Linked DNA regions of Mus musculus: all the other regions are linked to region 1. A link is a loop called in an ENCODE intact Hi-C map of the cell type or tissue named here. Cell type or tissue: heart. All regions are shown on one strand. Each heading gives the region's core, and the rest is flanking DNA. Links, peaks and the distances in the headings are about the cores only. Region 1 holds the start of Fbrsl1 (fibrosin-like 1). Region 2 holds the start of Pitpnb (phosphatidylinositol transfer protein, beta). Region 3 holds the start of Pxmp2 (peroxisomal membrane protein 2).

Region 1 (10,027 bases), core at 1-5,000:
CACAAGCTGACCATTTAGATACAAATGGGCTGGTCTAACAACAGTGTGATGTGACCTTAAGGCAGTAGCTCTGGACTTCCTGAAAGGCCTTTCCTCTCTTCACAAGTATTCACTCCTTAATATGTTGAGTCTTGATTGTTTCCTTCTGGGTACTGGGAACCCGCAGGCTCAATCCTCGCATTGACAAGTGTGAGGGGCAGAAGCCCAGGAATACCAGTCAAGTCTCCACAGTGTGGAAGAAGGTGAGACCAAAAACTGTGTCACAGGACCAAGCAGTACACAGGTACACAGAACACCTAAGGTGAGGCTGTAAAGCCTGAGACCCAAAAGAGGCCAAAAAAAGAAATGTGGAGAAGGCTAAACAGATGTGGAGGCTCTTTTGAGTTCTTTTTGGGCCTAGCAGACACAGGTGTGGCAAGGTAGGAAATGAGATTGCAGATCTGGAACTTCTGGTACCATGGCTGCAAAGTAGGGGCTTTAGCATACTGTCTGGCTGTGTCATTATCATCACTAAGGCAGAAACCCCGAAGCCTTCGTGTCTTCTTAGCACATCAGCACCAGACACAATACAACACACCCCACAAAATCATCTTAGTTTAGGATCTTTGGCTTGGGCCTATAACTCATCTCATATTCCCCAGAAGACACAAGGGCTGAACACAAAGTGGGACTCGGCCCTGCATGCGAATCAAACAAACCCATCTCAGGGCTACTCATAGTGGCCATCACCAACTGACCCTCAGCTCTACAGACCCGGCAGACCCCAGGGTTAGAATATGAACTTGGGGAAAACTCCATTTAGATATCCAATGACCAATTCCCCTTTCTCAAGCTTGGCCTGAAACTGGGAAATCGCAGGTATCAGTCAGGGCAAGAGTGAATAGGGTCGCAGTAATCCCTGCGACCACAGCCCAGCAGATGAGATGTGGTCCCCAAAGTTTTCACCCAGACAGAGATCTCTGCATTGCTAGGGGTTTGAAGGTTCTGCTAGTGCCCTGAAGGCCTGACCAGCATTTTCAACCACTTGAGTTCCAGAGACACAGTGACTACTCACTCACTCACTGACCATTTCTCTCACTTCCTTCTCTTCTACTAACCTGAGTTCAGGTCGGAAGGACACTTTGCTCAGCAAATACTGTGCACGACAACTCAGTCAAACACGTAGTATTCTTAGCAAATCTATTACCTATACCCATGCAATGATCACCAAGAAGGGTTTGCCAGTTGACTCCCGGTTCCCTCCAAAGAACCCTTAAGAGATCATAGGACAGGAAGAATCCCAAGTGTCCATTTTATCGTCGCTGCCTCCCCGAGGCCCAACAATGTCCAAATCCCCAGCTGGTCCCGGACGCAGCGATAACTTGGCAACAAGTAACGATCGCTGCAAAGCCCGCTTAGGTGGCGTGGTTTAAGTCCTCCCACACACCCCTCACTCCAGGTCCTCTTCCTGGCAAGGTTGCAGCGCGGGGCCAGGAGGCATACGTATGCGTTTCCTTGGTCCCGGGTCTGGCCTTCCAGCCCACCTACCTCCAGGGCCTCCAGGGTGCTGAAGCTGGCTATAGCGAAGCCGTCAATAACCTCCTCCTCCTGCGAGCTGGACTCGCGGCGACGGCGCCGCGGGGGGCGCGCAGCGCGCAGAGGCGTAGGGCGCTGAGGCGGCGCGCCGTGGAGTCCCGCGTTCTCCTTGCCAGGACTGGGCTCTGGCTCCTCACCCGACGACGGGCTCTGGGCGCGGGCGTCCCGGGCGGCTTCCCGACGCCGGCCGCGATCTCGCTGCGCGCGCGAACGCCGGCTTGGCCGGACCTTGGCCTCCATGGCGGCGCCGCGGCGGTGACCTTGGCGCCCCGCACCGCCTGCTACGCCGTGCCGCCGGGCTGCGAGGGCGCCGCGCGGGCTCGGGGCCGGGGCGGGCTCGGGACCGGGGCGGGCATGCCGGGCGCGGGCTCTCAGCACCGGACGCCGCGCGGGCTAGGACCCCGGGTCCCGCGCATCGGAGTGCGGCGGTCTCTCGGCGACCCTAGACCAGGTCCCCAGGGACACGGCCCATGGCGACCGGCGGGCAGCGGCAGAAGGCGGCGGGTGGCGGAGCTTCTGAGCACCGGGACCGTGAGGCAGACACAGTAGTGGCAGCGACCAGAGCGGATAACAACTGACGCACTTCCGCCGGGCCGGAGTGCCAGAGGAAGCGGGCGCAGCTGGGGGAGGCTGACCCGTCGACTCCGCCCCACCCTGGCCCCGCCCTGACCCCGCCCTTCCGGACTAAATGGCTCTGCGCTGAGCGGGCCCTCGCCCTTTCACGTTAAGCCCCGCCCCCGAAAGGGGGGAAGCTTTCCCTTTGCTCCGCCCCTGCAACAGGCCACACCCGTTTGCGCACAGCTCTTTAGAATTCCGACCCCCCGACCCTGTCAGATCACGCCCCATTCTTCCCGGCTCCACCTCTCTTGTCTACGCTTTCTCAGTTCCTTAAGCCCCGCCCTTGCCTTCCGGTCCTGCTCACCTGTGCAGGTCGCTGAGCCTAGTCATGGTCAGATCCCTCCTACTTCATGCCTCGCCTTGTTGACCACGCCTACTAGGCAATTAGTGCTCGCCTACAAGTACTGCCCAGCCACCTACAGCGAGTTTGTGGCGATCAGCGCCTCCCCTTCCGCCCTTCCCGTAGGAGGTGATGGGTCTATGCACCTACAGTAGCTTGGGGCAAACTGAGTGGAAGCACGTGAGAGAGAGTAGGTAGGTTGGTGCTGGGGGCTCACTGTGCTGAAGTCCTAGAGGCAGCGCGTACGTCATCGTCCACCTGCAAGCCCTCAAGCCCAGTTTCACTCTGGTCCCCATGCAAAATTAGGTAGCGCCCTGAAAACCAAACCCTCCAGTCTCAAGTAGTCTTTCCTTAGAGACCTGCCTACACTAGTCCAAGGACTTGGGGACCGCCGATAGGAAGTACAAAACTAGACAAAACCGTGAGTTTCCTCAGCAACTTCCCCAGTTGGGATGCCCTGGAGCTGGGCACGAAGTCTCAGCAATTCCTCCAGTGAGAACATTTGACATGAAGAGAAGGGAGGTGTCACAGCTTGGGCATTGGGCACTGAGTGAAAAGTGACATTGAGCCATGCCTACATCTGGGCAGCAGAGGCCCTGAAAGGAAGCAGACACGACTGAAGAATGCCCCTGGACAGGACCTCAAGTGCACATTTTCTGGCTCCTGAGATGGCCACAGGCTCTCTGCCAAGACGTCCCTTGGGGCATCTGGGAACGTGGCCTATCATCCACAAGTGTGCTCTTTCACTTAACAACACGGGGACCAACACACCTGCCAGCCTACCTGCCAGCCTTCCCTCTTCTTCCCATTCCAGATTTTATTACAAAACTACTCAGAGCTAGCATCTAACTAGCTAAAGAACCCTGTTGGAAAGACGCAGAACCAAGGCAGCTCCTCATTCCTGCTAACTGTTCTCTTTTAGACACCTCCTCCTGAGACCACCCCACTCCCAGCTTGTGGGGAGTTTCACTCTAGGTCAACCCTTTTCCACTCCAAGAACAACGACTGAGACCCGATTTTTGAAGTTTTCAACAGAAATAAAAGGTATCCTTGCTTACCAGTTATCTTAGTCAGGGTTTCTATTCCTGAACAAACATCATGACCAAGAAGCAAGTTGGGGAGGAAAGGGTTTATTCAGCTTACACTTAAATCACCAAAGGAAGTCAGGACTGGAACTCAAGCGGGTCAGAAAGCAGGAGCTGATGCAGAAGCCATGGAGGGATGTTCTTTACTGGCTTGCTCAGGCTTGCTCAGCCTGCTCTCTTATAGAACTCAAGACTACCAGTCCAGGGATGGTCCCACCCACAAGGGGCCTTTCCCTCTTGATCACTAATTGAGAAAGTGCCTTACAGTTGGATCTCATGGAGGCATTTCCCCAACTGAAGCTCCTTTCTCTGTGATAACCCCAGCTGTGTCAAGTTGACACAAAACTAGCCAGTATACCAGCTCTCCCTTGTTCTCAAATGCATTGCCTCAGTGAAAGGCAGGGGCTCCAGAGACCAGGTTAGGTCCAGGACCTTTCTTTCTGGGTTTCTTCCCAATTTCCTTACCTCTCCTGGGATTAAAAACTCTGTTAATTCATTTCCAACTTAGAGACTAGTCATGGCCTCCCTGGAGGAATGGGACTCTAGCTCAGTTGTTCCCTAGAGGAGGCTATGGAAAGACATCTGTACTGATTCTCTCCCACAGGACACAGGGAGGGAGGGAGGGAGGCCTAAGAGGGGCTGGAACACGCTTCATTTGCCTAAGCTGTAAACTGGGCTCATTTGCTTCCATGTAGAGGGCCATTTTTGATGACCCAAGTGTTCACTCAGGTTGGCAAGGACTTGCTAAAGTTTCTGATGCAATTTATACTTGTTTCTTTTTTTTTTTTTTTTTTGGTTTTCCAAGACAGGGTGTCTCTGTATAGCTCTGGCTGTCCTGGAACACACTCCGTAGACCAGGCTGGCCTTGAACTCAGAAATCTGCCTGCCTCTGCCTCCCAAGTGCTGGGATTAAAGGCATGCGCCACCATTGCCTGATTTATACTAGTTTCTTAGTGGAAATGATAATCCTATCTACCTGTAGGTGGAAACCCCACCAACATAGGGACTCTCCAAAACAAACAAACAAAAAACAAAAACAAAAACCAAACAGCTGCTTCCCACACACTGGTCTACATCCCAGGCCTTTGCCTGGTTCCCTGCAGCTCTGATCCTCACCTGTTCCTCCTTTGGTTGAGGTTATCAGGGCCCCCCTCCCCTCCATTATAAGGGAATACAGGTCACTTCTGTGAGCTCTTAGTTTTATAAAGATATGTACAGAAATGCTCGGGAGAAGCCGGGCATGGTGGCACACGGCTTTAATCCCAGCACTCGGGAGGCAAAGGCAGGCGGATTTCTGAGTTCGAGGCCAGCCTGGTCTACAAAGTGAGTTCCAGGACAGCCAGGGCTACACAGAGAAACCCTGTTTCAAAAAACCAAAAAAAAAAAAAGAAAGAAAGAAATGCTCAGGAGAAAGCTTGAGGACATTTTATTAGAGTGTGAGAAGGATGGGCTAGCTAGACATCCCGACAGCAGCTGGGAGAAGGAACCTGGGTAAGAGGAAAGTCAAGAAAGTCAAGCTTTCAATTGAGTAAGAAGGCAGGCTCAGCAGTGGGGGTGGACAAGCAGCTGCACTTCAGTTGGAGTCAGAATAACAGAGTGTCGGGGTAAGTAGGCTTAGAATTCTGACCCACTAAAGAAGGGGGGGGGGGGTAAAGAAAACAGTCTTTTTGAGGTAAGAATACAGAAAAGAGAACAAGCTTAGCAGCAATGATCTGTAAACAATTGGATCCCGGGAGAGACTTCTGGTGTCTATAAACTGATGTCTCCAGTTCAGGTCTTGTCAGGTTCATTTGAATTAACTCTCTACTACTGTCTCGTTGAACATGGGTTAGAGGAGTTATGTGGTTGCTATCTTCAGCAATGAAGCCTTGCTGTCAGTTTGTAGAGAGCAACCTATTGGCTTGGCAAGGAGCTGGGTTGTTTGGGAATTCCCCCCACCCCCATTTTGTTTGTTTGTTTTGCTTTTGACTTTGGTTTTTTTCGAGACAGACAGGGTTTCTCTGTATAGCCCTGGCTGTCCTGGAACTCACTCTGTAGACCAGGCTGGCCTCGAACTCAGAAATCTGTCTCCCAAGTGCTGGGATTAAAGGCGTGTGCCACCACCGCCCAGCCCCCTTTGGCCAGCATCTCTATTAGATACAACCAAGTCCTGGTACTGGATGGTAGCTAGTCTTTGCTACTTTCTGGGGTCTTCTTTTTCCTCCCCTTTGTCCCCCTCTCCATTTCACCTCCTATCACTGGATAGGAGAGAAAGAAGGATAGAGGGAGGAGAGAGAGAGAAGAGAATCCCTAATTCTAATTTCTTACCTTTTGTTTCTCCTAACAAACCACACTCAACATCCCTCAATGGCCAACAACCACCAACCCCGCTTCTCAGGGCTCTAACATTTACATACCCTCCAAAAAGTTCCCAGAATTACAAATGTCACACTGTCACAGAAATTATCTGCAGCTGGCAAAACCATGCTTCTGCTAGGGCAAGAGGCAAATCATATCATAGTCAGCTGTTATTCCAAAGCAGCCTTATATCCCCACACCTGGGATTAAAACGAAAACATATTCTTGTAATATTTCTGTGGGCTTTTTTTTTTTTTTTTTTAAGAAATCAAAATTGCAGAAATCTCACTACAGCTGAAAGCTTCGTTTGGTGACAAGAGACAGCCATTTGGGATTCTGCCTCTCCCATTATTTGGAGATTTCATTTAGATCTCCTTCATATTTGTATATGTTTTAGGAAGCCCCTACTTTATTAAGGTTCCATGCTACCCCCCAAATGACCCTTACATTTAGCTGTGTCTCCCCATATTCCCTCCCTTGCCCCTTTCTCCCTTCTTCTTCCCCACCTGATTCTCCCATTCCACCATCGCCCCCATCTATACATGGCTCCCTGTTCTATTTCCCTTTCCTAAGGAGACCTGTATGTACTCCTAGTCCCAAACTCTGTGCCTAACCTCTGTGGTTCTATGGACTGTAGCTTGTTATCATTGACTCAATGGCTAATACTCTAGGTCCAGAAAGACAAATAGGGTATGTATTTTCCATTTTTTTTTCCCCAAACTTATTAGGGAAATGGTCGTTGAGGCCCAAAGCTGATCCAGCAAGAAAGGGTTCGTCTTCAAAGGGCTTCCAAGTCAGATGATGCCTAGCTAAGGAGCTACTCCACACCCCCTCAAGCCCTTGTCCTCACCTCTCCCAGTTCCAGTCCTGACTCATTCTTTGTCAGCAATACCATAAAGACATAGCACTACCTTCAGCAACTTGGGTTTCCCCATTAGGGACTTCCACTAAGGTAAAGCTAGACCAGGCTGGCCTCGAACTCAGAAATCCGCCTGCCTCTGCCTCCCAAGTGCTGGGATTAAAGGCGTGCGCCACCACACCCGGCTGTAAAGCCAGATTCTTAACCTTCCTGCAGAAAGTAATTTTGAGACCATCTAATATGAGACAGAGTTGGAGTTTATTAAAAGTAAGTTTGACAGGGCCAAGGAGATGACTCAGCAACTATAAGAGCACTTGTTCTTTCAGAGGACCCAGGTTCTTTTCCTATCACCAGTGTAATAGCTGACAAATGTCTGTAACTTCAGTTCCATGGGAACTAGCACCTTCTGACCCTCAAGGGTACCATGCACACATGTGGCGCACATACATAATACAAGCAAAACACTCATGGGCATAAAATAAGATACTTTTTTGTTGTTGTTGTTTGGTTTTTCAAGACAGGGTTTCTCTGTATAGCCCTGGCTGTCCTGGAACTCACTTTGTAGACCAGGCTGGCCTCAAACTCAGAAATATGCCTGCCTTTGCCTCTGCTTCCAGAGTGCTGGGATTAAAGGCATGCACCACCACGTCCGGCTTAATAATTCTTTTAAGAAAAAAGAAAGTTTAAGGGGTCGGAATGTGGCTCAGTTGGTAGAATGCTTACTTAGCTAGGTTATATCAGGCTACAGCTTCCATCCCTACAACTACATAAACCTGGCTTCATAGCACATAACTCTAAGCCCAGCATTGAATTGAAGGCAGGAATATTATAAATCCAAGCTTATTGAGGCCACCTTGGGCTACATTAACCTTCCACCTCCGTTTTATGATAAAAATTTACATTGATTTTTTTTTTAATTTTTAAAATTTGTGTGTATGTGAGTTTTGCCTACCTGTGCCTGGTGCCTGGGGAGGTTGGGGCCCCTAGAATTGGAGTTACAGATAGATGGTTTTGAGTTACCTTGTAGGTGCTGGAAACGGATCTTGGGTCCTCTGCAAAAGCAGTAAGTCCTTTTAACTGCCATCTCTCCAACTCCAAGTTCTATGTAGATTTAAACATGGTAATTAATAGAAAGTTTGCTGCTCACGGAAAGACTAAGGCATACCCAATGTTGGCTTCTCAAAGGAGAGATTCGAATGGTGTTTGAAATTACCTCCCAAAGGATTGCCTAAGGGCTGGATATGGTGGTGCCCACCTTGAATCTCAGCACTCTAGAGATAAAGGGCAGATCTTTAAGTTCAAAGCCAGCCTGTTCTACATAGATCTAAATGAGATCACAGGCCATTTCCTGATGTCAAGGAGTTGGTAATCACAGCTGCTAAGGAAAAACCTACATCGAAGCATCAGAGGACGTCAGATGTTTTTACTGTAAACAATGGTTTAGTGTTGTTTGTGAGATTCCCATAAAATATCTGAAAAAGACGATGACTCTTTAAGGTCATGTATACTCAGGCCTTAAACCTGATTATGTCACCAACCTTCCCAGAGTTCATAATTGTGTTAAAATTCATCTATCTACCTATGTCTTTCTCTCTCTTTCTTTCTTTGTACTAGAATTCTTTTTGGTTTTTTCTTCTTTTCTTCTTCTTCTTCTTTTTTTTTTTTTATTTTTTTATTTTTTTATTTTTGAGACAGGGTTTCTCTGTGTAGCCCTGGCTGTCCTGGAACTCACTTTGTAGACCAGGCTGTCCTTGAACTCAGAAATCTGCCTGCTTCTGCCTCCCAAATGCTAGGATTAAAGGCATGCGCCACCACTGCTGGGCAGGTTTTGTTTTTCTAGACAGAGTTTCTCTTTGTAGAAACTAGCTGTCCTGGAACCAGCTCTGTAAATCAGGCTGGCCTCAAACGTTGCGATATGCCTGCCTCTCCCTCCCAACTGCTAGGATTAAAGGCATGCACCACCACCACCTGGCTGAACTAGAATTCTTGATTCACAACTGCCAAGAGGCTTCAGACTCTGGAGTTAAGGGCCTTGTTTTTCTTTCCAAGTCCCGATAACCCAGACCTCTCCTTGTCTTTCTACTTGCTTCACCCACAATAGCTCACAATACCTATTCTCTGTCACTGCAGGACTGCACCTGGCCACTGCTGCAGCCCAGGCCTGTACCTGGCCACTGCTGCCTATAGCAGAGTGTCCTCCCCCTGGCTCTCTGAGAGGCAGTGTGGGTATTAGTTGCCTCCAGCTGATCCATCAGCTGAGTTCATCAGTCTTCTGTGGAGTTTGCCTTTGAGCCCCACCCCTTTTGTGCTGGACTCTGTGCAAAGCCAATCAATAGTGTCTGTATGTGTATGTCTCTCTGCCTGTATGTGACCATGTGTCTGTGTGAGTATATTTGTGTATGTCTGTATGTGTGCCTGTGTGTATATCTGTGTATGTCTGTGTTTGTGTGTGTGCCTGTGTGGGTCTGTGCCTGTGTGTGTCTGTGTCTGTGTGCTTGTGTGTGTCTGTGTGAGTATATTTGTTTATGTCTGTATGTGTGCCTGTGTGTGTCTGTGTGTATATCTGTGTATGTCTGTGTGTTTGTGTGTGTGGCTGTGTGGGTCTGTGCCTGTGTGTGTCTGTGTCTGTGTGCTTGTGTGTGTCTGTGTGAGTATATTTGTGTATGTCTGTATGTGTGCCTGTGTGTTTGTCTGTGTATATATCTGTGTATGTCTCTGTGTATATCTGTGTGTGCCTGTGTGTGTCTGTGTCTGTGTGCCTGTGTGTGTCTGTGTGAGAATATTTGTGTATGTCTGTATGTGTGCCTGTGTGTTTGTCTGTGTGTGTGCCTGTGTGTGTCTGTGTGCTTGTATGTGTCTGTGTGTGTGTGTGTGTATCTATCTATCTATCTATCTATCTATCTATCTATCTATCTATCTATCCATGTCTATGTAAGTGTCTGTGTATGTCCGTGTCTGTGTGCCTGTGTGTGTGAATATCTCTGTGTGTGTGTGTGTATGTGTGTTTTTAGACTACAGAGTGGAGGGAAGGTAGAAGGCTTACCTTGTTTGACCCTGTGCTTCCCACCTTACATGGGGCAGCACTCTCGGTGATGGTGGCAGTGGTGCAAAGAAGTACAGCACTGGGCATGGTCACAGTGTGTCAGTTCTGGAGGTCCAAACTGGTAGCCATTTGTCCTATCTTTGGAACCAACCTCCTGGAGAACTATGTTT
Region 2 (10,027 bases), core at 2,846-7,845, 880 kb after region 1:
CACTACCAGTCATGGAATTACAGAATGCCTTATCCACCATCACGGTATTCTGCACAGTACTGCTTCTGACCAAGGAACTTACTAGACAGTTCAAAGAAGTTTATCAGTGGGGCCGTGCTCATGAAATCACTGGCCTTATCATAATTATGGACTGAACACCTGGAACTGTAAGTCAGCTCCAGTGAAATGCTGTCCCTATAAGAGTTGCTTTGGTCATGGTATCTGATCATAGCAATGGAAACCCTCCATAAATCAGGAGATGAAAAGGGTGTGTGGGGGGAAGGGGATTTTACTCATGTTCACTGACCCACTGGGAAAACGTTTGTTTCCTGTGTTTGCTAACTTAAACAAGTTCTGCAGACCTAGAAGTATTGGTTCTAGAGGTGGGAATACTTTGCCAGGAAAGACAACAAACATTCCACTCAACAGGGGGAGCTCTGATGCCCTTAAGGCAACAAGCTAAGAAAGGGATAACAAATTACCAGAGAAATCCAAATTTACATGAGTGTTTCTATCTTGTTAACTGTGTTTGTGCAGATCTGTGTGTTCTTTTTCCTTAATTTCCTTATCATATAATGCAACATTAATTGAGATAATTATCAGTAGTTATCATTAGGTCTCATACCCTGGACAAATGGTTGAGGTACCTATGTGACATATCAAAGCAGACCTGGCTACCAGGTTCCCCTAACATCCCCAGTTCCTACCTGTTACAGGACATGGCTGGCATACCCCATTCCTTAAACTTCTCCAGCCCAGGGGCTGGGCTGCCCTTTCCCCCAGCTTTTGGTCTGGCTCTCCCCTCCTGCTCTCCTCACATGAACCAGCTCAGGGTTATGTTCATTCTGGAATCTCCCAGACATCCCTGCCTCTGACTATGTTCCTCCTTAATCTATAATAAACCTCCTCCACCACCATACAAAGGGGCAGTCATGTCCTTCTTTCTCTCTCTCTCTCTTCTTTCTTTCTGTTCTGCTATCATACTCATAAGATTTGAGATACTAAAAAAAGTCCCTCAAAAGACACTGCCACCTATTCTAAAATATATAATGCATTTGTGGTTGTTTGCAGTTATATTGTGTTAGGCATAATTGTGGCTTGGTTGCTTTCATTTGGAAATTAAGCATGGTGTAAGGAGACATGATTGTGTGTCAAGTGGACAAGAGGTGGACTTTCAACGGATATTCTTGGATGTCAACCTTACTACATTTGGAATTAACTAAGAGCCCAGTCACTGTTGACATGGACATTTCTGGTAGTGTCATGTGATACAGACTCATATGGTGTTTTGCTAAGGCAAGATCCACGGGAGGACATGTGATGTCTGGAGGGAGTATAAATAGGACCCGACGGACAGCTATTGCACACTTGCATAGACAGCCTTACAACGCTTCTTTGGTCTTTGCCTTTGCTGATCTTCACTTCATTGGGAGAGGTGCTGTAGAGAACTTCTGGTGCCCCTGCTGGATTTAGTGGTGTCCTCCAACTTGTGCCAATTCAGCAGAGGCCTGGCTGTTTCTGCTGGACTGTGCCACCGCTGCTGACTGTGTTTGGTATCCTGACGAATGGAGATGGGGATCACCCCCAAAGACCTACTTCTAAACAGGTGCACATGCCCTGGTCCTAGTTACCATCTTCCCTCCCTTACTTTTCGACAGTGAGCTAGAAGGGGGGGTGACGTCTTTGAGAAGCCTTATTACAGTAGGTTTTGAAACCTGCACACCGTGCACACCTGTGAGGGATTTTAGTTAAGTGGATCACTTGTGGTCAGAAGACCTACCTTAAACCTGGGCCACACTTCCTGGTGACCCCACATAAAGGACAAGGAGAAAAGCAGCTTTCCTCTTGGCCTGCTTGCCCTGGCTCTCATTCACTAGCATTGGAGCCATACCTCAGGATTAGGACAGATTCTGAAGACCAGCTGAGACATCCAGCCTCGCGGTCTGAACAACTATTCATATATATTTATTCTATCAGTTCTGTTCCTTACGAATACAGTAACCAGCAACAGTCTAATTGGACAAAGGCCCGATTAACAGGAAGGAAATGACGCTGGTACTGGAAACAGAGCCAACTCCACGTGGCTAGGGGAGCAATGGATCTTGGAGGAGACTACAACTGCCACTCTATATTTACCTGCAGAATCCCTAACTGCGTTCTAAGTCCTTATCCTTATACCAGCAGATAAGAGTACATATCTCACCCCTATTCAAAGAAGATCCTTTTTTTTACAGCAGCAGGAGACCATTACAGAAAGTCACAAGTGGTCAATATGCACAGGGCACTGACATGCTGATACACCCACAACACAATTCTTTTGTTGTTGTTTTTTCAAGACAGGGTTTCTCTGTGTATCCCTGGCTGTCCTGGAACTCACTCTGTAGACCAGGCTGGCCTTGAACTCAGAAATCTGCCTTCCTCTGCCTCCCAAGTGCCAGGATTAAAGGCGTACTCCACCGCTGTCCCTGGCGACAACACAATTCTTGCAAGATTCTTTACTGCAGGTATCTTGAAGTCAATGAGCCAGGATTCAGGCCCAGGTTTTCAATTCCTTTAATACCGAGGGAACATGATAGAAGGGGGTGGTGGGAAGATTGCTGAAGTCAGAAAGTTGGCTTGAGATCGTGCCTTCTCCTAAATTTCAACCTGGCTGCCTTAACAATGCTGGAACAATTCCAATGACACTTGACATCCCAAGGTAGATGGAAAAAAATCTTACCCACACCCCTAGATGAAGATCTATGGGCAATTAACAACTGCACTCCAGACAGAAGCAAACAGAGAATTAGTCTTCCCTAGGAAGAGACCTCTGACTGGTTATCTAATACTGAGTGGTTAGCCCTAAAAACTTATACATGCAGGCAACACTGAATTGACTCACAGGTTGCATGTATGTACATATGTATTATGATGTATAGGTATGTGTTTGGTTTTTCTAGACAGGGTTTCTGTGTAGACCAGGCTGGCCTTGAACTCAGAGATCAGTTTGCCTCTACCTCCCAAGTGCTGGGATTAAAGGTGTGCACCACCACGCCCGGCCAAAAAAAATGCTTTGTGTTTATATGCTCATTCATTTATATGTAATAATAGTGATAAAAGACCTTGAGTTTGGGAGAGAAGAATGTGGTCAGACATGGGAGTGTAGGAGAGGGAGGGGAGAAATGAAGTTATTATTATATATCAATTTTAAGAACTATATGAAATTAAAAAAGTTATGTGTATTATTTCCTGGAAGTGGAGTTACAGGTGGCTTCCTAGTCTTCTGCAAGAGTAGTCATCTCTTCAACCTCTCTTTGGCTTTCCTTTTTAATTTACTGTTGCTGATCCCTGATAGTTTTTATATGGTTTTCATTCAAAAACCTTCTATTACCATGTGATATGTATAGGTGCTTCATGTAATTTTGGCTTTTTTGTGGTGTTTAAGACTGAACTCAAGCTGGGCGGGGTGGCACACGCCTTTAATCCTAGCACTTGGGAGGCAGAGGCAGAGGCAGAGGCAGAGGCAGGCGGATTTTTGAGTTCGAGGCCAGCTCTGTCTACAGAGTGAGTTCCAGGACAGCCAGAGCTATACAGAGAAACCCTGCCTCAAAAAAATCAAAAGGACTGAACTCACTGCTAGGACATTAGGCAAGTACTCTATAAACTGAGCTACATTTTCAGTCCCTTCCTACTTTTTATTCTCTAAACAGTCACCTATCTTTGGTTGTATAAATTAAGTCTCTACAAGATTCTTTATTCCAGATTTCTTGAAGTCAACCAGCCAGGATTCAGGTCCAGGGCTTCATCTTCAAAGTCCAACCCAGTTTCCCAAATCGGGACAACTGACCTATGCTCTGATATCTAACAAAATTAAGGAACACTTGGGACTGGGGTTGGAGAGATGGCTCAGCAGTTAAGAGCACTGGTGGTTCTTCTAGAGTATCTGGGTTCAATTCCCAGCACCCACGACGTGGCAGCTCACAACTGTTTGAAACTCCAGTTCCAGGGGATCTGACCTCATCCAGGTATACATGCAGGTAAAACACCAATGTACATAAAATATAAATAAATCAATCACTAGAGAGGGGAAGAATATTCTTGAGACTATTTCTAGTTTTTATGAAAATATTTTCAAGATCATTCGATGAGGGAAAAAATATGGTTTGACACAAAGTATAGAGAAATCAAATTTACCTAAAATGCCCGTTGACACAAAGAAGATTATTCCTGCAGCTATCCAGCTCCCTAGGAATCCCACTAAAAGGTCCTTGAATCCCAAGTTACTAAGTTCAGTGAGTGAGGAAGCAGAGGGCAGTCCAAGAGCAGTACTTAGTCACTGTTTCAAAATTGTTTTATCAAAGTTGTTAGGTCAACTAGTGCTTAAAGCCCGTGTTGGGACGGGCTTCTGATTGGTCTTAGTAAAATTTAACTTTCATTCTTCCTGTAGTGAGTTCTTTGCCCCGAAAGCACATAATGAAAAACCAATGCCTTAGACACGTAGAATTCGTCTAGAATTAGTCTACCCAACTGGGTCTGGGTCTGTCTCATGCAAAATTGCTTTTGTTGAGGATTCAATGTTTGGACAGGGGCTCAGTTGTTAAGAACACTGGGGGTTCTTGCAGAGGACCCAGGTTTGGTTCCCAGCACTCACATGGCATTTCACAACTGTCTGCATCTCCAGTTACACGTGAACCTCAGTATGCATGAGACACACAGGGAGCAGACACAATACAGGCAAACCAGATAGATGTACCCTTAAAAAGGTTAGTTAGGACAAGGGGCGAACACATCAGGATTTTAACACCGGTCTGTCTGGGTTTCTAGAACACGCTCCTGCTAAACCTGAGGTCGTCCTCGGCTCCCACACCTGTGCGAACTCAACGTCGTTTAGGGTCCCGACTGGAGAACTCACTGGAAACCATAGGCTGCACAGCGCCGTGAGAGACTAACGCTGGCAGGAGGACGCCGCGCTTGCTGCCCCACTGCTCGCCGAGAGTACGCAGGCGCGCTCCAAGGCTCACCAGCGCGCCAAGGGGCCACGCAGCCGCAGTGGAGGCCTCGTGCTCCGTGAGCGGGGCGTGGACTGGGCGGAGTCAGCTCCCCCAGGCGCGCTGACGCAATGGCCGGCGGCGGAAGGGCGCGGACGCGCAGGCGCTCCCGGGGCTCGGACGATTGGGAGGCGGGGCTACGCTTGCGTGTTGCGAGGCCCGGCGGTGGCGGCTGGCGGCGGCGGCTGTGAGGGGTTCCCGGAAGATGGTGCTGATTAAGGAATTGTGAGTGGGTCGTTGGGCTCGAACGAGGTTCCGGAATGCGGGCTGGGGAGGATCGGTGGGCTCCGCGAGGAGGGCGCTCCCGGGTCGCAGTTGGCTCCTTCCTGGAGCCCCCAAGGCCCTGTGCGGCGCCGCCGCCCTCCGCAGTCAGCGCCAGGGTCGGCGGTGCGGCCGGGGCTCTCGGGGGAGCCGGGAATGCCGGGCGAAGGGTCGCCCGCAAGTTCGAGCCCGACCCACCTCAGGCTCAGTGAAGCCCACTCTAGATCATGCCCCTGCGGTCGCTCTCAGACCCCTCATCTCTAAGATGGGGAGACACCGGCCCCACCTGCTTCACTGGGTTCGGTGCGGGGTTAAACACATGGTGCTTAACACGGCAAATAAAGACTTTTCCCAAGTTCGTCGGACTGGTCCCGTCATTCTGTTGGGAAGTTGTGGCTTCCCCCTCTGCTTAGAGCCACGGACATCACAGGAAACCGTGGTGGCGGGGAATGTTCAGCTGTCATACCTGAGCCGGTGTCCCTTGTGCAATTTCAAGTGTGACCCATTTTGTTGTTGCTGTTCTTCCTCGGCCCTGGTTTAATTTCAGATTCTTAAAAGAAGCAAAAAAAAAAAAAGACGTTAAGTTAGCTGTCTAGATTCCTTGCCTGTATTAACGTCAACCTTGTAAAAATCACTAACAAGGTTTCTCTACTTAACACTGCCCAGATTCTATTTTCTGCTCATATGTAATTTTTTTTCCTTGCCCATTCCAGCATTACAAGACCCCTTGTTCCTCTGTCGCTCTGTATGTTGGCTTTCCTTCTCTTTCTGCTGACTCGAATGCTTTTTCCTCAAATCAGTAGCTCACCTTAAAGGTCTTGGGAAGTGTGTATTGTTTGTCTTTCTGACTGTTCGCCCTACATTGTGCAGGATACTCACTCTGATACCTCCATTTTTTTTGGATCAGTCTTTAGTACATAGCACATCTTCAGCCAGCATTTGGTGTTTTTAAAGATTTGCCTGTTTATATGTGTATTTAAGTGTTTGCCTGCGTGTGTGCATATGTGCTGCGTTCATACAGTGCTCTTGGAGGTAGTAGTAAGAGGGCATTAGGCATTGGATCCCCTGGAACTAGAGCAAGAAGTGAGCCACCGTCCATGGGCTGGAAACTGAACCCAGTTACTCAGAGCAGCAAGTCCTCTTAGCCGCAGAGCCATTTCTCCAGCCCTTCAGCAAACTCTTGTTAAATGAATTGGTGACGATTCTTTTTCACTTTTAGGAGAACACTTTTAATTACATTTGTATGGAGAGGGGTGTACAGGGTAGTACACCGAGTGCTTTTGGAGGTCAGGGGACAGCTTTCGAGTCAGTTCTCTACTCCTATTAGGGTCCTGCACCTGAAACTCCAGTCATGCCTTTGCCTGCTGGGCCATCTCTGGCCTGAAGAAGTACTACTTTTTTTTTTTTTTTAGTGACAGGGAGTCTGAAAAAAGGCTTACTTTCGCATTCTGCACACAGCAAAGATTTACACTTAAAACATAATCATACTACTGAACTTTGAGTTTATGAAAACTTTCTTCCAAGTAATTTTAACAATGTATCTTGTAAACATCACCTAACATTACTCTAGTGGCAGATATTAAAACAGGAGAATATGCGATAGACAGGAACTGACTTGTGCCAAGCTACCTAGGAAGAGAGATGCTAGACTGACTGCACATGAGGCATCTAGTGGCTTTTAATTTATTAGTTACTTCCTGTCTTCAGAATGTGAGTTAACTCTTGAGTTAACCCTCTCTGACAGTGTGTGTTTGTACCTCAGTACAGATGTCCCTAGAGGCCAGAGGATCCAGTTGGAGCTGGTGCTAGAAAATGAGCCGAGGCCCTCTCTGAGAGAGCAGTACCTCTTAGCCATCTCTCCAGTCCTGTGTTTTGCATACCTTTACTTTATGAAGGAAGGTAGCAAAGGCTAATGTGTATCTATCATTTAATTGTTTTCATCAGAGTCTCTCTTAGCTGTTTTTTTTCCTCCTCCTAGATTTAAGATAAAGACAGTTTACTGTCTATGTCAAACACGGTGTGAGTACTCAGTGCTGTAAATGAAGTGACCCCTGCTGTCAGCTCCATCCAGTGACTAGATGGTTCCTGTGTGGGGAAGTAAAATACCTTGGCACATGTTGGATGTCTTAGAACTTTTTTTTCCTCTTTTTTTTTTTTCGAGACAGGGTTTCTCTGTGCAGTCCTGGCTGTCCTAGAACTCACTGTAGACCAGGCTGGCCTCAAACTCAGAAATCCGCCTGCCTCTGCCTCCCAAGTGCTGGGATTACAGGCGTGCGCCACCACTGCTGGGCTTTTTTTTTTTTTTTTTTTAAATAGCTTTCAGGGCCAAGTGTGGTGACACATGCCTTTAATACCAGCCCTGAGAGAGGCAGGGCTTTTGTGAGTTCCAGGGTGGCCAGGGCTACCTAATAAGACCCTGTCTCAAACAAAATAGAAGAGGAAATGGCTCTGAGGGTGGGCTCATCCCTTCTGTTACAGAGCCACGGACGACTTCGTTAGTGTAAGAGGCCTGGTTTTAAAGCATTTGTTGGTGGTTCTATTTGGAAAAAAAAAACACTGAGGATTTTCAGAGTAGTTTGTGGATTTGATTTGTCCTTTTAAATGCCGTAGCCACTTTGTTTATGAAAGAGTGTTCTGAAAGTGTTGTCAAACAAAAATAGGCTTCTGTTACCAAGTGTTAAAATTACCCATCTCTGGTTGTTTGGTTGTTGTGAAACTTTGTGACAATCCCCTTTCCTCCATCCCTTCCTCTACAGTCCTGCATCTTGGTTCAGTCCTTTGGTAACTCTTGGAGTGCTCCCTAGAAGTGCTCCCTAGAAGACCTCTTTCCCAGCTATCTACAGATGATCTGTGGCTGGGGTCAGCCACAGCTGTGTCACTCTTGGGGAGATCCTCTGGCGTTTCTGTTGCTTCATTAATGAACTTTATTCTTTCCCTTTTTCATGACAGGGTTTCTCTGGCTGTTCTGGGATTTACTCTGTAGACCAGGCTAGCCTCAAATTCAGAAGAGAGTCAGCTTCTGCCTCCTGAGCGCTAGGATTAAAGGTGTGGGCCACCATCTTCTAGCTGAACCTAGTATTAGAGGCTCTGAAAAGTGGGATCCACCCTAGCTCCCTCTCACTGCAGTTCTCCAGTTTACACCCTGTGTAGTGAGACAACGTTAGTGTGCACTGTAGGGGCAGCGGTGAGAGGTGGGATGTTTGTTTATGGGAGGCAAGTTTGTGCTCCACAAGAAATAGAAGTTTGGAACTTTTCTGACCTGAGTGGTCCTGGTCTTTAGATCACTGTTACACAGGGTGATTGTGACCTATAGTGGGGAGGGAGTAGCAGGAAACCTGTTTTATAGAAATCAGGGATTTCCTTGTGAAAAATGATGCTCTGCTGGAAACAGTCCAGCTGTAGACTCCGAGTCCTCATCTTGTGCTATGTTGTTGTAAAGTGGATCTCCAAAGATTACCTTTGCTATCTATGTTCAGTAGCACATACTTGGACAGATCAAGCTCAGCTCTCCTTAAGCTGGCCCTACCTTGGGAAAGAGTATGTTATTTATAATGTGCAGAGCTATCCCTGAACAGAAGTCACTGCTTATTCCAAAGACACCTTTACTTTCGTCTCACAAAACTTGAATAATAAGGTTGTGGAGGGACTTTTGGAAAGATTCGTTCATGAACTTCAAAGCATGTTTGTATTCTGAGAGAAGTATTGTCTTAGGGTTTGTATTCCTGCGCAAAACATCATGACCAAGAAGCAGGTTGGGGAGGAAAGGGTTAATTCAGCTTACATTTCCACATTGCTGTTCATCACCAAAGGAAGTCAGGACTGGAACTCTCATAGGGCAGGAACTTGGAGGCAGGAGCCGATTCAGCAGAGTTGTGCTGCTTACCAGCTTGCTTCCCCTGGCTTGCTCAGCCTGCTTTCTTAGAACCCAGGACCACCAGCCCAGGGATGGCACCACTGTTAATGGGCTGGGCCCTCCCCGATTGATCACTAATTGAGAAAATGCCTTACAGCTCTATCTCATGGAGGCATTTCCTTAAGGGAGGCTCCTTGCTCTGTGATAACTCCAGCTGTGTCAAAGTGACACACAAAACCAGCCAGTACAAGTATCAAAAATAAAATATGCACAGGGTTAGAGAGTTCAGTGGCTAAGAATACTCCTGACTGCTCGCTTAGAAGACCCATGTTGGGTGCTTCCGACCTCCTGCCCTACTGGCCAGAGACCCCATGCTCACACACATAAAAATAAATCTTTAAAATGCACAGCACACATGGCAAATGAAACTGTACTAAAGACCTCATGGGTGTGTTCTGACCAGAGAGTCTGCAAATGATGAACTTGTTCATGCTTGCACATCACCAAAGGAAGTCCCTGCACAAGAACCAAGCTCCTGAATCCTGGGTCCTGTGAGAGTGAAGCCGGTAGCCTTCCAAGTTCAACAATGGCAGTCTTAGTCTTACAGTTGAGAACCTGAAGGTCCTAGACTCATAAACACCCCTCCCATGAATGGCTTTTCTTGTCCACTGTGTCACTAGAGTTAAAGTAACATTGAATCTAGAGATCTTGTTTTAAAGCCTACATCAATTATATGTAATGTATATACATATATATATTTGTTCTCTTTCAGCCGTGTGGTTTTGCCGTGTTCTGTTCAAGAGGTAAGTATTTTTGCTTCTTCCAATTCTGTTGGTGTGATTTACTGATATGTTAATCTATGGGGTTTTGTAATGTGTGTCTGCTT
Region 3 (10,027 bases), core at 2,632-7,631, 160 kb before region 1:
GCCAGGGCTATACAGAGAAACCCTGTCTCGAAAAACCAAAAAAAAAAAAAATATATATATATATACATATATATATATATATATATTTTTTTTTTTTTTTTAACAGCACAGGTCTCTTTGGCAAAGCCTATATACATCCTTTCTCAGAATCATGTGTTAGTGAACTTTTTATATTTTTATTTATTTAGGTTTTAGGTTTTAGAGACAGGATCTTGCCTGGTACTCCAGGGTAACCTTGAACGTTGGCAATTTTCCTTTCTCAGCCTCCTGAGTATGGCAATCACAGGCACAAGCCACCAAGCTTGGCTTAGAACCATATTAGTATATAAACATACAAGTTAAAAAAAACCTATAGTAAAAGTTATAACAGTATCTGGAAGTCAGTCGATGACAGAGTAGCGTATATGCCTCCTGGAGAGCAGAAGTGGTGCTGAGACCTAAGGGCAGTTCCACGACACATACAACAACCACTACATGGATTATGAGGCTCATAATCTTTACTAAGGACAGACAGGTTCCATTAAAACTCCTGTGCTCATACTTACATGGAAAACATGAAAACCGAAAGTTGAGGTAAATGGTACTTGCTGTTCAGCCTGATGACCTGAGTTCAATCCCTGAGGCCCACATAGTGGAAGGAAAGAACCAACTCCCACAGGCTGTCCTCTGGTCTCTACATACATCCTGCAGCCCATGCACGTCGACACACAAACACACAGAGAAAACAGGGAAACACGGTTTGCTGAACAGGACAGCATTATTGTACACATCGACTCATAGGCGCTAACACTCCATGTGTAAGACCCAAACAAGGCCTGGCCAGGAAAGCCCAGTATGGATAGGGGAGAGGTTTGGAAAGTCTTCCCCTCAGCCAAGGAGCTCCTGGAAATGTTTCTGGGAAGGAAAGAGTATTTTTTTAAGGGATGCAACCCCCAAGAGACCTATACCCACGCACATACATGCAGCACTAAGTGAACTCAGTAGGTTTAAAAGTGAACACATGAAGGTGGGTAAGGAAAAGTAAGAGTAAGGATGGGGTGGACACATTAGATATACGTACGAGATCCTCAAGTAACTGTAAAAAGAGGAAAAAGGAAGGGGACAGAGGAAGGAAGGGAGTGGGGAGGGGGAGAAGAAAAGAAAAGAGAAAGCTGAGAGTCCAGACCCTAGGGCCCTATTGATAGCCACCCTAGGAAGCAGGCTATCAATCCGCCTTTAACTGGAGATACAGTACATGCCAGGACAAACACCCACCTCCAGCAAGTTCATGACGAAGAAGAACAGCAGCAGAAAAGTTGGGGCAAAGAACAGGCGATCCAGCAGGAGCCTCTTGACGCTGGCCCAGGGAACCTCAGGAGGGACCGAGTATTCCATGAAGAGGTAGAGGTAGTGACTCAGTGGACCTGTGACAAACAACCTGGACGCCACAGGCGTGTGAGCTGCACAAGGGTTTGAGCATCACTGTGGTTCTTTCTACATTTCCATCTCTGGTCCTCACACCAAGATTCACCTTAAGCCCTAAGCCCTCTTTTCTTCCCCCAAAGTATTTACTGACCACACAGATTTATAAAGATATTCTAGGGGGAGGGAAAAAACTTTTTTTTTTTTTTGAGTTTTTCGAGACAGGGTATCTCTGTATAGCTCTGGCTGCCCTGGAACTCACTTTGTAGACCAGGCTGGCCTCAAACTCAGAAATCTGCCTGTCTCTGCTTCCCGAGTGCTGGGATTAAAGGCGTGTGCCACCATGCCCGGCTAAAAACTTTCAGTCAGTTTCAGCAAGTCTTTTTGCCCAAAAAGACTGAAGTGACTTCTGCCAGTTCTTCCATTTGGTGAGCAGGGACAGCCACAATGATGGCCCTGGCTGAGGTATATGCTCATCTGCCTCCTCTGTGTTCCAGGCATTTATGCCATCTGTCCTCATCTGTGCCCTCCTGATTTAACAGGTTCTGAGAAACAGACAAACATAGCTCAGCTCCCAGAGATTTCTATCAAGCTTTAAAAAAAAAAAAAAAAGATTTATTTATTTTCTTCATATGAGTACACTGTAGCTGTCTAAAGAGGGCATCAGATCCCATTATAAGTGGTTGTGAGCCTCTATGTGGTTGCTGGGAATTGAACTCAGGACCTCTGGAAGAGCAGTCCATGCTCTTAACCACTGAGCCATCTCTCCAGCCCTTTCATCAAGCTTTTAGGGGAAACTGGCAAGAGAAAACCTGGTTATCACCTCTGACTTCCCTAAAGCGCTGATCTCTAGTCCACACTTGGTTCACCTGGGAATGAGCCAAGTCCAGCAGATTGAGTTTCACAAAGTACAGTAATATAGGGAAGGGCAGGAACCCGGGTCTTTCAATTCTACCAAAGTCTATAAACAAGGTTTTCAATTGAACTTTCTTTTGGCCACAGTAAGGCAAACAAGGGAAGTCTTTGGGAGGCCAAGATCAGGTGAGAGGTGTTAAAGTACCTTAGCTGATCTTCTTACTTGCCAAAGTATGGGGGATGTGGCTTTTTAAACATTTTAATAAATGGCCCAAGTTATTATTCTTGGAAGCTTTTGTGGAGTTTGGAGTGAATCTCAGTTGGTAGAGTACTTCCCAAGTATGCAAGAGTACTTTGCAAGTAGGCAAAACAAACAAACAATCCTGGGTTTCATTCCCATCATTGAAAAAAAAAAAACCCAAAAAACAAACAAACAAAAAACCCACAAAAGGCCGGGTGTGGTGGTACACGCCTTTAATTCCAGCACTCGGGAGGCAGGCGGATTTCTGAGTTTGAGGCCAGCCTAGTTTACAAAGTGAGTTCCAGGACAGTCAGGGCTATACAGATATGGTGGTGCACATCTATAATCCTAGCACTCAGGAGGCAAGGGGATCAACAGAGTCCAAAGGATATATGAGGTTCGGACTCTCTTTTATTTACACATGCATGCATATGCATGTGGGCACATACATGTGCTCGCACACATACACACACACACACACACCCAGGAATAGTCTTTCTGGTTATTTATTTATTTACTTATTTATTTTGGCTTAAGACAGGGTCTCACTGTGTAGCTCTGGTTGACCTGAAACTCACCACTGAGACCAGGATGGCTTCCCAAGTACTGAGATTAAAGGCATGCACTACCACACCCAACTAAATAATGATGATACGTGAGGTCAGTGGTAACCTATACAAAGCCTTGGGTTTAATTCTAATGCCACACATCCACACAAAGTTTGTGTCTTTGTTTGTTTTGGAGACAGGGTTTATCTGTGTTAGCCCTGGCTGTCCTGGAACTCACTCTGTAGACCAGGCTGGCCTCGAACTCAGAAATCCGCCTGCCTCTGCCTCCTGAGTGCTGGGATTAAAGGCGTGCACCACCACGCCCAGCTTCTCTGATGCTTCTTAAACAATTATTTTTTTCTTTTTTTTAATTAAATTTTTTGCTTTCTATTTCTTGTACATGGATATTTTGCTTGCAGGTATATCTCTGTGTACCATATATGTGTCTGGGGCCTTACGAGGTCAGAAGTCATCAGACCTCCTGGAACTGGAGTTACAGAAGGTTATGAACTGCATGGGAGCTGGGAATCAAACCTGGGTCCTCCATAAGAGCAGTCAGCACTGCTAGCTTAGCCATCCTCCAGCCTCAGAATTAGGTTTTTTAAACCAACATATTCCGAAGGGCTAATGCTGGCAGGCAGATCTCTGTGGTACTTACCCATAAACTAAATATCTGAGAAGCCCACTGACTTCTAGATTTTGAGAGTCTTTTTTCCGCTTCTCAATCGTCTGGGCCAGAAGGTTTCCAAGGGCTGACAAAATGCCGCTGTAGAGGAAGAGACAATCAGAAAATGAGCAGCAGACACAAGAGCCTGTCCCGCATGGCAGTAGCACGGCTGCTGTAAGATCTTCCTGTGTAGAGCCGGGTGTGGTGGTGCACACCTTTAATCCCAGCACTCAGGAGGCAGAGGCAGGCGGATTTCTGAGTTAGAAGCCAGCCTTGTCTACAGAGTGAGTTCCAAGACAGCCAGAGCCATACAGAGAAACCCTGTCTCGAAAAACAAAAACAAAAAACAACCACCAACAACAAAAAAAGATCTTGCTGTGTAGATCATGGGATGAGTCCCTATTGAAGTAACTTGCTAAGTTAGGTAAAGCCCCAGAAGATAGAGGCACTATGACCTAAAGTGAAAACCACAGATGAGCACAGTGAGACATCCACCTGCGGGGCTGTGTGCCTTCCAACATCCCCACAGCTGCTCCATTGAAGGCATGGATGTAAAAGGCAATAGGAGGGATCCTCACAAGGACATGGTCTGTGGGCTGTATTTAAGCAAATAACTCTATGTTGTAGTTTTGTTTTGTTTTGTTTTGTTTGTTTGTTTGTGTTTTTTTTGTTTTTTTGTTTTGTTTTTGAGACAGGGTTTTTCTGTATACCCCTGGCTGTCCTGGAACTCACTTTGTAGACCAGGCTAGCCTCGAACTCAAAAATCTGCCTGCCTCTGCCTCCCGAGTGCTGGGATTAAAGGCTTGTGCCACCACGCCTGGCTCTTAGTTTCTTTTTATGTTGCAAAATGAACAAAAACCAAACCAAACAAAAAATGAGACAAAGGCAACTTAAGAGAACAATGGCTTATTTCAGCTCCCAGTTAAAGGTTCAAGTCCATCAAGGCAGAGAAGTGAAGGCAACAGGAGGTTGAAGGATCTCCTCACAGCACACCCACAATGAAAAGAGAGAGAAAACGCGTGCGGTTCAGCTAGCTCACTTTTTCCACTTCCAGTCAGACACCAACTAGGAATGGTGGCGCCCCTAGTGGGCAGATCTTCCCAGCTCAAAGAAGATAATCAAGATAAGCCCCTCAGGCATGCTTAATTCCTAAATGTTATCAAGTTGACAACTAGCTTTAACCACCACAGCTGTCTTCTAAAAAGCTATAAATCCAAAACTTTTAGTATGGATCATAAGGACCCTCTTGACTTGACCCCTGGTTACCTCTTCCTATCTACTCTCCCTGGTCATTTTCTCCACCAGAGTCCTTCTCTTCACCCCTCCGACATTCTCTGAATTCTTCCCCCAGAACTTTTACACTTACTGTGCCCTGTAAACAACCGCTTCTCTTCTCTGTGCTTCTGACCAACGTCAACAACCCAGGAGAAATTTCCCTAACTGCTCTAAGTTATACATTTATCTGCCTTTTGCGGGGGTGGGGTGGGGTGGGGTGGGAAGATGGACTCGTTCTTCTTAGCTCCGAGAGAAGTCTATGCGCCTGTTCTGATCACAGCTATGTGCCCGCGCACAGGAAGCACTCTGCACACACTTATGGAAAAGCTAAGTTAATACAGAACCTACAAAATGCACTAATGGAAATGAACAGAAACAGGGATATCTCGTTAGGAAACCGAACGATGTAATTCAAAGGGCAGAGTTCACCAGCGACCGTGCCTGGGTTGCTCAGGGTTAGAATGTGTCCCTGACTCGCGGGTCTTCACAACACTCAGACTGCAAAGGCTAACTAATGCTTGGGACCCAACACACAAACAGCACTTACTGGCTAAGCAGAACGGGGTCGCACCTTAAGGAAGAACTCTGCCTTCCTCCACAGCAGTGGTTCTCAACCTTCTTATCGCTGTGACCCTTTAATAATACAGTTAGCTCCTCATGGTGTGGTCACCCCAACCATAAAATTACTTTCACTGCTACTTCTAAACTGTAATGCTGCTACTGTTGTGAATCATAACGTAAATATCTGATATACAGGATATCTGATACGTGACCCCCTGTACAAAGGTCGTTCAACCTTTAAGGGGTTCCCGACGTACAGGCTGAGATCCACTGCTGCTCGGGCAATATCTGAGCTGCTTGGTCTGCAGACGCCCCCTCTCTTAACCTCCCCTGCAGGAGAGTCTCCCCTGTCGGCACCCCTCCTTTTCACCCCACTTCCCAGTAGGCGCCCACCTGCTGACTGCTTTGGTGAGCACCGGGTAGAGCTTTAGGAGCAGCAAGTATTGGGCGAGCGCTCGCTTGGGAAGCGACCCGAGCTCGGATTCCACCCGCAGCCTGGACGCCGCAGGTGCCATCGCGGTCCGGATGTCTAAGTCGCCCCGGGCGCCCACCCAACAGCTAGGCAGTCGGGCACCCGGCCCGGGACACAGGGCACAGGGCGGGGACGGCCTGACATTTTCTGCCCTTCCTCCGCCCTCAGCGAGCCCGGCCGTCCCGCCACGCGCGCGGCCAGCTAGTGCACTCTTTTCCCCCGGTCCCTGCGACCCACCCTCTGCGCTCGCCGGAGGATTGGAGAGCCGAGGGGCGGGGCGGGGCGGGGCGGGGCGATGGGGGCGGGCCCCGGCTAGGTCCATCTGAGGCCGCGCCTTCTCATTGGCCGAAGCCGTAGCCTCGCGAGAGCACGTGGAGAGCGCGCCAAATTCTCCCCGGAGCCTGAGGGAGCTTTGGAGCGTCGCAATGGTCCTGAGGAACAGTGGACGGAGGCACCCCGAGCCGGGCGCGGATGGCGAAGGCAGCCGGTGAGAGCCGGTGTCCTGCTGCCAAGGCGCTGGCGGTAGCCGCGGCCGGAGCAAGCTTGGGCGGGCGCGGTGTCCGGGGGTTCAGGGGTGGGGAAAACAGCGGGCCCGGCGCGCGGCGCGGAGGACAGGGCGGGCTCCCGTCTTCGCCCTGTGTGGTTTCCGTAGTTTTTATTGAGATGCTAAACTCAACTCCGTGGCCCAGGCTGCTTCTCTAGAAATATCTGTGCCTGCCCTGTGACTTGACTAGGGGTGAACATCTATTCTCATCAGACAAGAAGGGAACGGGGAAAGTAAAGGAAGATTCTGTCTAGACCAGCTCGGCGAAGTAAACCAATTTATTAAACCAAAAGCCGAAACCCTTACGCATCACATCAGCAAGAGATTCTAGAGTATGGTGACAAAGGAAACTGATGTGGATATCGTATATAGAGATTGGTGACACTGTGGCAGAATAAGACTCTGTATCAGGGGCTGGTGAGATGGCTCAGTGGGTAAGAGCACCCGAGTGTTCTTCTGAAGGTCCAGAGTTCAAATCCCAGCAACCACATGGTGGCTCACAACCATCCGTAACAAGATCTGACTCCCTCTTCTGGAGTGTCTGAAGACAGCTACAGTGTATTTACATATAATAATAAATAAATCTTAAAAAAAAAAAAAAGACTGTGTATCAGAATGTGAGCACTCATTGAGTGGAAGCCCGGTTAGAGCTGAATAGTGATAGTGTTTTCCTATTATATGTGAAGCTCTGGGTTTGCTGTACAACACCTGCATAGCAGCCAGGGTAATTGACCTGGACCAGTAAGCGGTTCTTCAGTGACAGGTTCCTGAGAGAGTGATGGCCAGGGGGATGAGGAGGAGATGGAGAAGATAAGAGCATTCAGGATCAGGAGGTGTCACACAGAGTGATGGCTCATGCAAGCAAGTTTATTAGGAAGTACAGCATCTTTTTTTTTTTTTGATGTATTTACTTATTTTATGTATGTGAGTACTCTGTAGTTGTCCTGTCTTAAGACACACCAGTCAGATCACATTGTAAATGGTTGTGAACCACCATGTGGTTGCTGGGAATTGAACTCAGGACCTTTGGAAGAGCAGTCAGTGCTCTTAACCACTAAGCCATCTCTCCAGCCCCAAGCCATTTCTTCAAGCCCCCAAGTACAGTGTCTTACATAGAGGTTTTGTACCTCTATGGAAAGGTGGGTGGGACAGTGTCATAGAGCAGGTAGCAGCCTTGGGACAGAAAACCATAGCCCCTTAAGGATGAGAAGAGATGATTTCTTAGGATCCGGATCCACAGCGCCCTCAAGGCCCTGGTTCTCAGGCTATTACTTGCTCTACCAAGCTCATTCCTGATTTAGAAAAAGGAGCTATGTTCTTTTTCATACATCCAAGCCTCAGTCTAACAGTAACAATAGTTACTGTGTTGACTTCTTCATGTCCATGATGCCATGGAAAGACACGTGAGGTGGGCAGTACTCATACTGTTATGTTCATGCTAGACTTCAGTTTAGAGATGAGAGATGTGAAGTACTTTATCTACATTTACAACTATTTGATGTGCATATATAAATATATATTTTACATATATTAGATTTTATGCATTATATAATTATGTTATTACATGTGGCATTGTATGTTGTATATATAATATATACTTTATATATTACATGTGTATATGTAGCTAGAAGTGCAATACAGAACCTCACATACTCTACCACTAGGACATATCATCAACTAAGGACGTGCCCTTAGTCATTCAACTTTGCCATGTACTTGAGCAGATGGAAAGTTGTTGCTGCATAAATAAATAAAACCTTTTAGAAACCTTTTGTTTTTAAGAATTTGGTTATATTCACACACATACCCTACTCCTCTCAATTCTTCCCATATATAACCTTTTCCAACTTAGAGACCATATATGTATGTATGTATGTATGTATGTATACACATGCACACACACACATATATATATTTAAATAACCCAATTTGTCCACCTGTGTACTCTTAGCAATAGCTTTTAGCTTATGCTTATGCTTTATGCCCCATGTGCTTTATGTGGATTGGCTCGTGAAATCGTTAAATCAGTCCTGTGAGGTGAGCATGTTTCCTTGAAGCTGTAGGTAGTGGTAAAGATTGGGCTTTATATGTAACTGCCTCCGTATTCATTGAATGAGGAACTAGATGGCCCTCTTCATAGGTGCTATCATGAAAATGAACTGAGAATGTATGCTCAGAGCGCTTTCACACTGTCTGAGGTAATCTGTAAGCAGTCTTCTTTGGTACTTTCATCTTTTAGATTTTTGTACTATGGCTGAATAAAAAGTAAGGTAGACAGCTTAGAGGAACCCGTATTAAGAGGAGGTAGCATCTGGGTAAACAGTTTTCTAGTCTATTTTACCAACTTACTCATTGGAATGGTATTTAAAGGCCAGGGAGTTTTGAGGTGGGAGTTGCTTTTGTTGTATTTTTCCTAGAAATGCTGTTTTTTGTTGTTGTTGTTTTCATTGAGCCTTCTACCAGCCTTGATGTTTTTTCAGGAATGTATATGCCATACCATATCAGAAATACATAAACATCAAACGTGGTGGTACACACTTTTAATCCCTTGAGAAACAGGCATGTTGATTACTGTGAGTTGGAGGCCAGCCTGGTCTACAGTGAGACGCTGTAGCAAAAATAAATAAACAAACAAACATAAATAAATAAGCAAGCAAAACAACAATAAAACATAGATGAAAGTTAGGGGTCTAAATGGTGAAACCTGGTTCTCTTCTTTTACTCAGGGATGATGGTCCCTCTTCCTCAGTCTCAGCACTCAAGCGTCTGGAACGGAGCCAGTGGACAGACAAGATGGACTTACGGTTTGGTTTCGAAAGGCTGAAAGAGCCTGGAGAAAGGACTGGCTGGCTGATCAACATGCACCCTGTATGTACCTGACACTGCTTGCTCATCCTTTGCTTCTAGGGCATGGCTGGACCTCTTCCTGTAAACATCACCTTATCTAGTGGATGAGTGATAGAGCAGAGGAAGGCACGTCCGAGAGACCTGGTTATTAGGATGCTTTTCCTTTCCTGTTTAACATGGAGGCCACAAAGTGCTGTTAGCTCTCAGCAGAAAGCTTTCAAGAATTATTAAAGAAAATTCAGAAGAATGCCCACCGAGGAACCGTTATACTGCAGTTCTTACAAAGGTGGTGTCTATGTAAGGGAACAAGTAAAGGGAGAGGTGTGAGGATTCCGTCTACAGAGTACTAGCTTCTCACAGGGTAGCCTGGAAAGAGCTCCTAGGCTTTGTAGAGGTTAACATGTTCCTGTTCAATGGTTCTCTTACAGACTGAGATCTTAGATGAAGACAAACGCTTAGTCAGCGCGGTGGATTACTACTTCATTCAAGATGATGGAAGCAGATTTAAGGTAAGCCCTTGACTCCTATCTAAAACTAAAACCTATCTGTGACAAGTAAGTTGTTTAAACTAAGAGGGTATTTGTTCAATTCCCAACACTTGAAAGGCTGTCTGTAA

What was found. Peaks named below come from ENCODE experiments on the same cell type or tissue, not always from the same donor. Only the 100,000 strongest peaks of a DNase experiment are listed, where the experiment ranks them.
Region 2: it touches region 1 in a loop (7-fold over the local background); 1 of 42 quality-filtered maps calls a loop at or near these places.
Region 3: a loop joins it to region 1, with 3 times the contacts of the local background. A loop is called at or near these places in 1 of 42 quality-filtered maps.

The regions. Positions count from the first base shown.
Region 1 is chr5:110,446,353-110,456,379 of GRCm38, forward strand. Fbrsl1 (fibrosin-like 1) reads right to left here and starts at 2,151. Exons shown (of 19, transcript NM_001142642.1): 1 at 1,528-2,151. The coding sequence starts at 1,815. In heart, for the core only: no CTCF peak of the experiment used is centred there; DNase peaks (open chromatin) are centred at 1,569, 2,299 and 3,149; H3K4me3 peaks cover 3,138 bases; H3K27ac peaks cover 1,848 bases; H3K27me3 peaks cover 253 bases.
Region 2 is chr5:111,325,582-111,335,608 of GRCm38, forward strand. Pitpnb (phosphatidylinositol transfer protein, beta) reads left to right here and starts at 5,116. Exons shown (of 12, transcript NM_019640.5): 1 at 5,116-5,252; 2 at 9,914-9,944. The coding sequence starts at 5,233. In heart, for the core only: a CTCF peak has its summit at 5,006; a DNase peak (open chromatin) is centred at 5,070; H3K4me3 peaks cover 2,328 bases; H3K27ac peaks cover 1,705 bases.
Region 3 is chr5:110,279,943-110,289,969 of GRCm38, forward strand. It overlaps Pxmp2 (peroxisomal membrane protein 2), which reads right to left and starts at 6,226. Exons shown (of 5, transcript NM_008993.2): 1 at 5,942-6,226; 2 at 3,704-3,811; 3 at 1,255-1,417. The coding sequence starts at 6,063. It overlaps Pole (polymerase (DNA directed), epsilon), which reads left to right and starts at 6,377. Exons shown (of 49, transcript NM_011132.2): 1 at 6,377-6,507; 2 at 9,291-9,432; 3 at 9,840-9,920. The coding sequence starts at 6,446. In heart, for the core only: a CTCF peak has its summit at 4,796; a DNase peak (open chromatin) is centred at 6,379; H3K4me3 peaks cover 2,826 bases; H3K27ac peaks cover 1,257 bases.